Linked DNA regions of Mus musculus: region 2 is linked to region 1. The links are chromatin contacts, found by POLR2A ChIA-PET in ENCODE. All regions are on one chromosome and are shown on one strand. Each heading gives the region's core, a stretch centred on a gene start or an enhancer-like site at or near the end of the contact. The rest is flanking DNA. Distances are from core to core; before and after follow the strand shown.

Region 1 (5,941 bases), core at 3,059-5,558:
CTCTGGAGTGCTGGGATTAAAGGAGAGCGTGGGTCACCACTCCCAGCACCTGCTTTTTAAGGTGCCTCGTGCATACCAGGCAAGCATTCTACCAAACGAGCTATGTCCTTAGCCCTAAATGTGAATCACTTTATGAGTTTATTTCCTTATTTACTATATTTAGAGTTTTTGCTATTGTTTCCCCTGGTGCCTGTTTGTTTTGTTTTGTTTTGTTCTGGAGACAGGATTTCTCACTGAACCTGGTTTTGGTGGATTTGGCTAATGAGCTTTAGGAGCCCAAGTCTTAGCTCTCTAGTGCTGGCCTCATAGACTGGATCTGCCACACCCAGCTGCTCTGCATACACTGTGTATCCAAACCCAGGTCCTAGGGCTTTCGTGGCCTCCCTCTTTCCCAACTGGGCATCTCTCCAGCTCATACTCAGGTTTTCAGGTAGGGTCTCAAGTAGCTCAGGCTGGCCTTGAACTCAGGATGTGGCTTAGGATGTGTCTTGGATTTCTGGCCAGTCTCCCTCCATTGCCCGAGGGCTGGGATTACAGGCTGTGGTCCAGTGCCAGATTCTACAGTGAATTTAGGATGAAAGAACTATTAAGTCATTGAGATAACTCAGGAAAAGTCACTTCCCACCAAGCCTGACAGACTTGAATTCAATCCTTAGGAGAAAACTGACTCCCTAAAGGTGTCCCTCTGTACCTGTGCCACGGGGACCCCTCCCCCAATAAATAAATACATGTACATTTTAAAGGTGGTGTCTTAGTTAGGGTTTTACTACTGTGAACAGACACCATGATCAAGGCAAGTCTTATAAAAACAACATTTAATTGGGGCTGGCTTACAAGTTGGTCTCAAGTTGAGGCTGTTTTTTTCTTGTTATTGCTGTTTTTTTTGTTTTTTAGAGGTTAAGTCCATTATCATCAAGGTGGGAACATGGCAGTATCCATTCAGGCATGGCACAAGCAGAGCTGAGAGTTCTACATCTTCATCCAAAGGCTGCTAGTGGAAGACTGACTTCCAGGCAACTGAGGTGAGAGTCTTAAGCCCACACCCACAGTGACACACCTATTCCAACCAGGCCACACCTCCAAATGGTGCCAATCCCTGGTCCAAGAATATACAAACCATCACAGGTGGTATTTAAAAGGGGGTGGGAGTGCTGGGCAGACAGACCTTGCAGTGGTCCTGGATGTTATACCTGGCACTGGTGTGGAGCCTACAGTCATCTCTAGCTCCTTCTCCAGGGCATCAGATGCTTTCTTCTGTCGTCCTACGGCACAGGCACACACAGGGTGAACAGACAGACATGCAGGCAAACACTCCAAAACATTTTTTTAGAAAAGCCTTTAAGCCGTGGTGGTGCAAGCCTTTAACCCCAGCACTCTGGAGGCAGAGGCAGATGGATCTTCAAGTTCAGATCCTTGAGTTACAGACAGTTGTGAGCTGCCATGTAGGTGCTGGGAATTGAACCCAGGTCCTCTGAAAAACAGTCAGTCCTCTCAATTGTTGAGGCATCTCTATAGCCTCAGATGTCACAATTTTAAAATTCCATTTTCTTTCCTTCTTTCTCCCCCCCCCCCACCTTTTTTTTTGGACAGGGTTTCTCCTGGCTGTCCTGGAACTCACTCTGTAGATGAGGCTGGCCTCAAACTCACAGAGATCCGCCTGCCTCTGCTTCCAGAGTGCTGGGATTAACGGCGTGCGCCACCACCCTTTGGATTGAGTCCTTGTCTCTATTTCTTGTCTCAGACTTTTCTTTTTTTGTTTTTTATGACATGGCTCGGCTAAGTCATTGCAGGCCTGGCTGGCCTGGTACTCTCTACCTAGCCCAGGATGGCCTTGAACTTGCAACAATCTTTTTGTCTCCTGGTCTCAAGTTGAGGGTTTTTTTTTTCTTGTTATTGTTGTTTTTTTGTTTTTTGTTTTTTTTTAGTATAGGCTGGTCTTGAACTCACGGTATGAAAAAGAATGACCTTAATTTTCCCAGTCTCCTGTCTCCAGTGTCCAAGTGCTGGAATTACAGGCATAAGCCCTCCCTAACAGTTTACTGTGCTCAACAGGCAAGCAATCTACTACTGCCTGAGCCCCCAACACACACTGGTTCCCTTTTCTTTTCTCCATTATATTTATTTATACTATTAGTGATGTTGTCATCTGTGTGTGTAATGTGTGCACAGTAACACATACTTGTGGAAGTCAGGGAACACCTTCTTCCTGCAGTTATTTCTAGGGATGGAGCTGAGACCATCCGGTTTGCAGCAAGAACCTTTACCAGCCCAGCCACCTCCCCAACTCTGTGTTCAGACTCTTTACATGATTTTTAGTTAAAGCTGGCAACACCAGAACATGTGTGTTATCTCAGCTCATCTATTCCCCAGCATCTTCCTAGTGCTCACCCATGAAAACTGGCATTCGTGAGGTCATTTCTGTGGAGCCGCCATTTTAGACTGACTTTCGCTGAACACAGAACAGACTGCTCCCCATAAAATCACTGGAGGATAACGGAACCTGGATGTTTTGCGATGATTTTTATCTGTGGTGCCTCTGGCACTGGCTTGGGGTTTAGGCAAACAGAGGCTCCAAACTGCCTTGCATCATAGCCCGGTTGCTGGTAACAGCAACTACCATCAGCAGTAGCTACCATGGAGCCCCAGAGACTCAGCCTTTCACAGGACTCTGTGAAGCCTGGAGCTGGGTTTCTAGTTTTAGACACAACAGAGACAGAGCACAAAGGGGAAATCATCTTCCAAACACAGCAGGACTGACGCACATCTAACTCAGGGAGGTGGTGGCAGCGGGCACAGGCATGCACAAGTTCCTGCTACACAGGGTTCTGGCACAGAGAGGGGGAAGTGCACACAGGACCTCATCCGTGACCAAGAAGCTATTTACAGTTAATACCTGCTGGCAAAGGAAAGATCAGTTTTCTCCAATAGAGTACCACTGGGTACATCAACCACACTCCAGGGCAGGCTTCATGCCCAGGAATGGCTCCATATTTGTTTGTATTTTTTTATATTATTGAGTTTTGCTTGGTTTTTATTATTGTTGTTGTTGCTTTTTTTTTCCAGGCAGGGTTTCTCGTTTGCTATGTAGACCTAGCTGGCCTTGAACTCACAAACATCCCCCTGCCTCTGCCTCCGGAATGCTGGGATTAAAGAATTTAGCTTTATTTCACCATTTTAATATTTAATTTTATTTGTATTTATGTGTATGCGTGTGTGAGTGTATACCACATATTTTGCGTGTCCATGTAGGCTGGTAGAAGACATGAGATCATGGAGTTGTAAGTCATCGGGTGTGGATGCTAGAAACTGGACTCAGATCCTCCAAAAAGCAGCTAATGCTCTAACCACTGAACATCGCTGCAGTTCCCAGAGTAGATTACGCATGCATGTATGTATGTATTTATGTGTTTGTATGTATGCATGTATGTATGTGTGCATATGTATGTATGTGTATCAGGAAAGCTGCACCCTAGTCTGTCTGACCCTTTTGCTTCTAATTTTGGTCAAGAACACGTAGTCTAATTTCTTGTCAATTCTGCCATATTTTACTATTGTGATCTGTCTCAGGCTGTTATATTAATTTATATATATATATTTTTTACATATGCACACATGCCACAGCTCATAGAGAGGTTAGATTACTCCTGTATATGGGGTTCAGGGATGGCACGTGGGTTCCTGTCACGTCCGCTCTCAACCAGCAAGAACAACACGACCACCAGTCCTTCTAACAGCAGTTTATTCAGCAAACTTCCATCTTCATCTCTCTCACTTCAACTTTATCTCTCATCTTTCTCTCTCGAACCCCCGGGCCTCTCACTCTTATATACTCTCAGTCCCCATCCACTCACAGCAGGCCATGTCACCTCACCAGGCAGCTTCAGCCAATCAGGGCGGCAGGGGCATGTCTCCACCAAATATGGACTTGTTTAAACCGCCAGCATCATGGTGCACCCGTGCAGCTCTCACAATGGTCGTAGCTTATTTTCAGGTGTATGAGGAAGTCAGGTGCAAGTCATAAGACTTAGCTGCAGTCCTGGGCACCATCTTGGGACTGCTGCCACACCCGCTCCTCACAGGTTCCTCCCCCCTCTCTCTCTCTCTCTCTCTCTCTCTCTCTCTCTCTCTGACTCTCTGAGCCTTGTGTTTCCCAGGCATGCTTCAAGCTCAGTCTGTATCAGAGGATGACCTTGTATTTCTGCTCCTCCCTCTGCTCACTGTGCCTGCCGCCAGGTCTGTTTTACCTGGTCCTGCGGATGGAGCCAGTCACGCAGTTTATGAGCTAGGCTGCACCCACAGCCTCCAGACTTGGGACTTTTAAGTAATCTTGAACATTTTTTGTAATTGTCAGTCTTCTGTGAGCTTTGCTATCGATTTCCACTCTCCCGTATAGGTTTAGGAAGGGTAACTGGAAGATTACCCTTCTGGGAGTTCATTCCCTAGTTTGTCTTTCAGATAAGGGCAGATAGATGCACGCAGAAGATCAAATTCAGCAGGGCAGATGAAAATCTTTCCATGACTAATGTGAGCAAATTGCATAAGGGTCTCTCCTTGCCGAACCCACACACCCTTCCCCTCAATCCTTACTAGCTGCAATATTTCATTCCCTGAACACCCAGCTCCCGTCTCTTGCTACACTATGCTTTATCTGGCACATTTTCTCTTTTGCCTGAAGCTCTAAAGTCAGATGACATGAAGGGTGGTGACTGGATTAAGAATTACTCCCCAACCTTGCTACTCTGTCTCCTAGCAACTGTACGGTTTGTTGCTTAGCAACAAGAGAGATGAGAGTGCTGCCCCTCTTAGGAATCTAAAAATACAGAAAACGTTTTGTTTTTAGTTTTTAGTTTTTTTTTTTTTTTAAAGACAGTGGGGTCCTTTATTAAATATACTAAATACAGAGACAATCTTACAAGCGGAGGCAGGGCTTAGCTTAGGTGAACCTCTACATCTCTTTCAGTGTACATCCTGAAATAATTTGCTGTTTATAGAAGCCAGAAAGAAAAAAACCCTGCAACCTTCTCTGATCTTTTAGCTTCTGTGCATCCATATTCAGTGCTTAAGCTCATGGGAGGGGAGAGCTACCAAGATGGATCCACAGGTAAAGGTGCTTGCCACTGGGCCTGATTATCCCTGGACCCAAGCGGTAAAAGGAGAAAGGCAGCTCCCACAAGCTGTTCTCTGAGCTTCACAAGGATGCTGTGGCACACACATGATACTCCACATATTAAATAAATGTGTTTCATTTTTAATTCAAGTTTAGGGGCAGGAGGGATGGCTCAGTGGTTAAGGTCACTGGCTGCTCTTCCAGAGGACCTGGGTTCAATTCTTACTCGACTTTTTAAATCTAAAAGAAGATGAAGAGGTGGTTTTTTCCTAAATATCCTCGTAAGCCTGAAGCAATGGCTTGTGTCTATAATTCAAGCATTTGGGATGTAGAGACAGGAGGAAAACTAGTTCAAGACTAGCCTGGACTACATGAAACCCGGTCTCAAAGAAAGACACAGGACCTAGGATGCATCTTAGCAGGTAAAGAAATTCTCTATCTAACCCCTAAAATTCAGTTTGAGCCCTGAGGCCCAGAGGGCAGAGAGGGAACTGGCTCCCTGAAGCTGTCCTCTGACTTCTGCTGTGTTCCATCTCAGACACACACACACACACACACACACACACACACACAAGTAAAGGAATATAAAACAAACAAGACCTCAAGCCAGGCACTATTGGGAGTTGTATCTTTTGAGATTATTATCATAAAGTGGGCAATTTTCAGTTTATGTAAGAATTATCAGAGTTTAGAAATAACATACCCATACCACTTACACCAAACTACAGAGTTTCCAAGAAGATAAACTGCTATTTCTTAAAGAATCCTATTGGCTGACTAGGAGAGGAGCTATTGAATTAGCTCTGGTAAAGAAGACAGAAACCTTTAAGCAGC
Region 2 (5,612 bases), core at 1,575-4,074, 58 kb before region 1:
GATAATGAGTTCAATCCAAAAGACCTGAGTCTCCACACAGGCATGCGTGGCAGACATACATCCACATGAGAAATGTAAAATCTTTACAAACAAGCCTGTCTCCTGGAAGCTAAGAAGCCAAAGCCAAGAGGAACAGATGAATCACTTAGTCTAGCCTCGACTGGATTAAGAGGCTTGCTGGTGTAGCAAAGCCAGACACTTAAGCCATGCTTGCCTAATAGGTGAGCCTGGGGCTTTTCTGAACTGTATCTTTGTGGGTTTGCTTGATCAAAAGCTGTTACGGCATCCCTCTTTCAGAATACAATTCTGAAAGTTTCCTGGGGTGTGGGAGGGCTGTAGGATAGCCTGGGAAAAGAGCCTACTAGTGAGCCTGATCTCGGAACTGCAAGGAAAGCTGCCCTCTCCTGCCCCCACCCCCAAGCATACCAACTATCCAAACGTACACTCCACACAAGTGAATAAAACAAAGAAGCCAACAGCTTTGGGGGCTGGAGAGTTAGCTCAGATGAGAGAGGTCTTGCCTAACTATGTGAAGTTCTGTGTTCCATCCCAGCACCACACAAAATGGTGGCTCGGGCCAGTAATCCCAGTCCTAGTGTGGGAAGGAGGCGACCAGCAGTTCAAGGGTCACCCAGGACTATAGACAGAGGCAGCTTGCGCTACCTGAGGGCTGTGCACCTCACTTCCCCAAAGCTTCCATAGACCTTAAACAATACTGGGATGGGGTTTTCTTTAAAAAAAAAAAAATTTTTTTTTTTTAGATTTATTTCTTATATGTAAGTACACTGTAGCTATCTTCAGACACACCAGAAGAGGGCATCAGATCTCATTAAGGATGGTTGTGAGCCACCATGTGGTTGCTGGGATTTGAATTCAGAACCTTTGGAAGAGCAGTTGGTGCTCTTAGCTGAGCCATCTCTCCAGCCTTTCTTTTAAATTTCTATTGTCAGCTGACCAGGTGCAGGCTAGGTAAATGGTCTCTCAAATAGTTAAAACTTATTTAGCAGGGAGGTTCCTTTTACCGAAATTATTCACTCTGTAGCCCGCTCTAGCCTGGGACTCACTAGGGACTAAGGAGCCCCAAACTCATGATGAGCAATCCCCCTCCCTGTCTCAGCCTCCAAAGTCTAGAGAACTAGCCACTCTCCTCCAAGCCGGGCTGAGTTCCTGGTAACTTTGTTTGCTTTTGAGACCGGGTCTCATTGTGCTGGCTGACCAGAACTCAGAAGATACTCCTGCCGCTGCCTCCAGAGCCCAGGGTTTGATAGCCTCACCCATTTTTTTCTTGAAAACTGAACTAATACATTGTTAACCAGGTGAATAACCCTAGCTCTTGGGTAGTGGAGACAGAAGGATCTTGGTTTTAGTTGAAGGTCATGTTTGGCCACATAATGATTTCAAGACTGGCATGAGCATAAGACACTCAAAAACCAAAGTGCAAGCCAAGTGGTTTGCCTTTCATCTCAGCTCAGGTAGCAGAGGCAGGCAGAGCTCTGAGTTCCAGACCATCCTGGTCTACAGGGTGAGTTCTATTACAGCCAGAGCTACAAAGAAACCCTTTATCGAAGGAAGGAAGGAAGGAAGGAAGGAAGGAAGGAAGGAAGGAAGGAAGGAGAGAGAGAGAGGGGGGGGAGAGGGGAAGGGAGAGAAAAAAACCCGCTGTTGGTAGTTTACTCTAGCTTTAAATTGAAAAAAAAATTTTTTACGGACATTTTTTCTTAACTGGGCTAAATATAAATATGCCGTTGAAGTAACACTAAAAACTAGGCTGGCTTAGGGGATCTGACGCCAATTATTCCCTCCTACGGAGGAGCTCGCCTTCTCAGGTGCACAGCTGCAGCTGGAAGGGCCGGGGACTGGCCACAGGTGACTCAGCAGCGAGTCACAGGGCGTGGAGACGGTGCCCGGAAGTATTTGCTCAGTCCTGTCCAGAGCGCACGAGGTCCTCTGGGCTATCCCAGCTGGGAGAGCGACATCATTTGAGGAAAATGGAGACCTTTGAGTTTCTCCAAACTCTCGTGATCATTGTGAAAGTTCCCTGCCTTTCCGGGAGCGACCGGCGGCCGAGACGGGATGCTCTCCCAGGAGGATCGAGACAGAGGATCGGGACGAGCCCTCCAGCCCAAAGCGACACTAGTTTAGTGGACTAGGCTCTCACACCCCAAACGCCAGAAGCCAGTCTAACTGGAGGCGGCCGTCGTGGGGCTATTGCAGGTATCGTCTCCCGGGCAGCCCTCAGCTCCCGCGGTCCCTTCAGACGACCTCGCCGCTACCCCAAAGCCATACTCACCATATTTAGTCCTTGAAGTGGTCCGCGAAAACTGAGGAAGTGAAAAAGGGTGACGAAGATCTCCCACTAACAGACTACCAAGGAGTCCGGGGGAGAAGCTGTGTAAGGTCCGCCTCCAGGACAGGGCTTATATACCCTGGCCGGGCCACGCGTCGGGAGGGCGGACACCGGACCCCGCCCCGGGCCGCAGCGAAGCCGATGATTGGCGGGTTCGAAAGTTCAAATCAAACTCCGTAGAAGGAGCTGGAAGTGGGAAGGGGAGGAGACACCCAGGGTCCACGCCAGGGCCAGGTGGGGCGGGGAAGAAGGTGGGGAAGGCGATTGGAAGTTGGAGGACAGCGAGATCTTTGTGGAGCTCTGGCCGGAAGAAAGTCCCAGGTAGAGAGGGGGGCGGCCTGGCTCAGCCACCGGGGACTCACAGCTGATCGCCGCCGCACTTGTGGCTCGGTCGCCCCACCCAGGCCTTGGAGCCCGGAAGAGTGAGCCAGAGAGGTGACCCGGGGCTGCCGGCAGGGTGGTGACTGCGACAGCTTCAGGGGGCCAAGATGGAAACGCCCAGTCAACTTGACGGCACAGTGGGAGGGGTGGAGCTGAAGTTAGCTCAAGCCAAAGCCGGTTACAACATCACCAGGGTTGCAGCCCCTGAAGGCAATCTTTCCTAACCTAGGTCTCAGTTGCCTCCAATGGGTCCTAAGCACCTTACTCTTTACTCCCGCCTTCTAGAAGGCTAGCCCTCTCCTCCTTCCTCCCTTCTCCCCACCCTTCCCCCAAGTCCTGAGGATATTTGCCAGAGCATCCCGAGCGCCCTTTTATTTTCGAAGGCAGAGTCTGCCTCAGCTCCTCTTTAAGCAAACATTCCGAGTCTTAAGAGCCTTAAGAGGCACAAAATTATTCGGCCCATTATGAGAGGAACTCGTAACTCCCCCCCGCCCCCCAAGATGGGTCCCCGCTGCAGTGCTCAAGCTAAACCCAGGCGATCCACACTAATTCCTTTCTCTGCGTCTGTGGGATGCAGAGTTCACTCTGTAGTACCACATTCTCTCTGGCCCAAGAGCCCGGGGGCTCCTCTCCTCATTTTACAGTCAAGAGGAGAGGAGAGTTCGGGAAACAAAGCAGGCAAGTGTCTCCACCGCGGGAGACGTTGGACTTCCCTGCCCCACTGCCCTGCACTAGACAGACTTGTCTGAACAACTCCGCAAAGCAGATTTCTCAGAAGTGCCATTCAGTCCTGCTGAGGAGATAGACAGATCCCTGGGAAAGTTTAAGGAACTGGAGTGGTGTGCTTGCTTGTCCTCTTCATACTAAGGAGAGAGAGACAGGAAGAGCCTGGAGCTCACAGGCCAGCTGCTCTTGCAGTATCAGAGTTCAGTGAGGAACCTTGTCTCAAAAAAAAAAAAAAAAAAAAAAAAAAAAAAGGTGGAGAGTCATAGAGGAAGACGGAACATATTGACCTCTGGCCTATGCACGTACACAGAATCTCTCTCTCTCTCTCTCTCTCTCTCTCTCTCTCTCACACACACACACACACACACACACACACACACACACACAAATTAAAAAGCCGCCCTTATTTGAATGTGATGATGCATACCTGTATTTCAGCAGGCAGGGGACAAGACTGGCAAATTTGATCCAGGCTACTTTGTTTCAAATAGAAAAGACTAGAATGCCAGGGATGGCTGTGAAAAGTGGTACAATACAGGCAGACAAGATGGCTCAGTGGTAAGGTCATTTGCCACCAAGCCCGAGGAACTTGGGAGTTTGACTCCCAGGACCTATCCAGTGTAAGGAGAGAACCAACTGTAACTGATTAAATTATCTAATCTTTATACCAATAAAGTACCAGAGGCTTAAACTATGGTAAAGACCTGCTAGCTCAGCAAGGCAACTTTCTTTTCTTTTCTTTTTTTTCTTAACTACATACAAAATATCTATTTACAAGCCTGATTCCACAACTAAACTGCTAGCTCTTTAGAAATTTCTTTCTGGGGCTGGAGAGATGGCTCAGTGGTTAAGAGCACTGACTGATCTTCCTAGAGGTCCTGAGTTCAAATCCCTGCAGCCACATGGTGTCTCTCAACTACCTGTAATGAGATCTAATGCCCTCTTCTGGTGCTGCCTGAAGACCGCTACAGTGTACTTAGATATAATAATAAATAAACCTCTTTTAGCTACAGTGTACTTAGATAAATAAATCTCTTTTTAAAAAAATAAATTTCTTTCTGAGTCAATCTACAGAGCTAGTCTACTTTTCTCTTGAGCTCCTCCAAACCGGAGAGGGCTTCTTAGCTCTCTTTCCTAGAATATTGTTTTACCTGTGTCCTGCCAGCTGTGTCTCTGTTTTCCTGTAAGTCAAAGAGAAAAATCCCTAGCCCTTACTTGGAGCTCCTTCCATAAAGAAGACTCTTCCAAGCAGAGAGAGAGAGAAGGGGAGATGGGAGAAAGAGAGTACTGGAGAGGGAAGAGGGAAGGGGAAAGGGGAAATGGGAAAGTGGGAAGAGAGAGAGAGAGAGAGAACCTCTCCCAAGCAAGTTGCCTTAAAGTTAGCAGGAACTTTCCATTTTTTAGCATTCTTATCTAATGAGGCTTTTAGAGGCGCACCTAAACTGCATCTCTACAGGACTCATTTAGCCGCCTTTGACAAATGCAATTATCTATTTAAACTCTTATATTTTGCTAACAATTAGCTTTTCTATGTACAATAATCAAGTATCCTGTAACACTAATTCCCAAAAGTTGTCCTCTGACATCCATACACATGCCGCAGCAAACACATAGTCTATGTAAATAAAAACGCAAGAAATAAAAAGAAGTCGAGCAATGGTGACAGATGCCTTTAATTCCAGCACTTGGGAGGCAGAGGAAGGCAGATTTCTGAGTTCTAGGCCAGCCTGGTCTACAGAGTGAGTTCCAGGACAGCCAGGGCTACACAGAGAAACCCTGTCTCAAAACAAACAAAAAGGAATGGACCAGGCAGCAGCTGGAGCAAAAGCTTCCAGTCACAGAAAGCCTGTGGTGTTCTTGGGCAGAATGCGAAGGCCAGAGGGATGGAATTGATGCATGGTGAGGAGCTCTGGCACAGTGGAGCATGCCTGTAAACGCCACACGGTGGAGCATGCCTGTAAACGCCGCTACTTAGGAGGCTGAAGCAGAAGGACCACTGGTTTGAGGTCAATCTGAACAATTTGGGAAACTCCATTTTCCCTAGCATTTATGATGGATTGAGTTTAATTCCCAGTGAAGAGGTGAAAGGTAAGAAAAGCACAAAAGGGGCTGGAGAGATGGCTCAGCAGCTAGGAGCACTGACTGCTCTTCAAATCCC

Evidence for each region. ChIA-PET counts read pairs that join two places held with the same protein, here RNA polymerase II (POLR2A).
Region 2: POLR2A ChIA-PET joins it to region 1 with 24 read pairs in embryonic stem cell. The contact joins the promoter of Tuba1c here to the enhancer-like site in region 1. POLR2A ChIA-PET finds 5 or more read pairs at or near these places in 4 of 5 experiments (Patski and embryonic stem cell).

What each region holds. Positions count from the first base shown.
Region 1 is chr15:98,970,061-98,976,001 of GRCm38, reverse strand. B430209F14Rik (a long non-coding RNA gene) reads right to left here. Exons shown (of 4, transcript XR_875650.3): 2 at 1,191-1,262. Among named protein-coding and RNA genes, the nearest start is that of 4930578M01Rik, 13 kb to the left of the region's middle. RefSeq lists an enhancer at 3,461-5,941. Within about 2 kb of position 4,308, at least 1 of the 3 ENCODE cell types and tissues checked has a DNase peak (open chromatin) inside an H3K27ac peak, as active enhancers do.
Region 2 is chr15:99,027,103-99,032,714 of GRCm38, reverse strand. It overlaps Tuba1c (tubulin, alpha 1C), which reads right to left and starts at 2,824. Exons shown (of 4, transcript NM_009448.4): 1 at 2,291-2,824. The coding sequence starts at 2,293.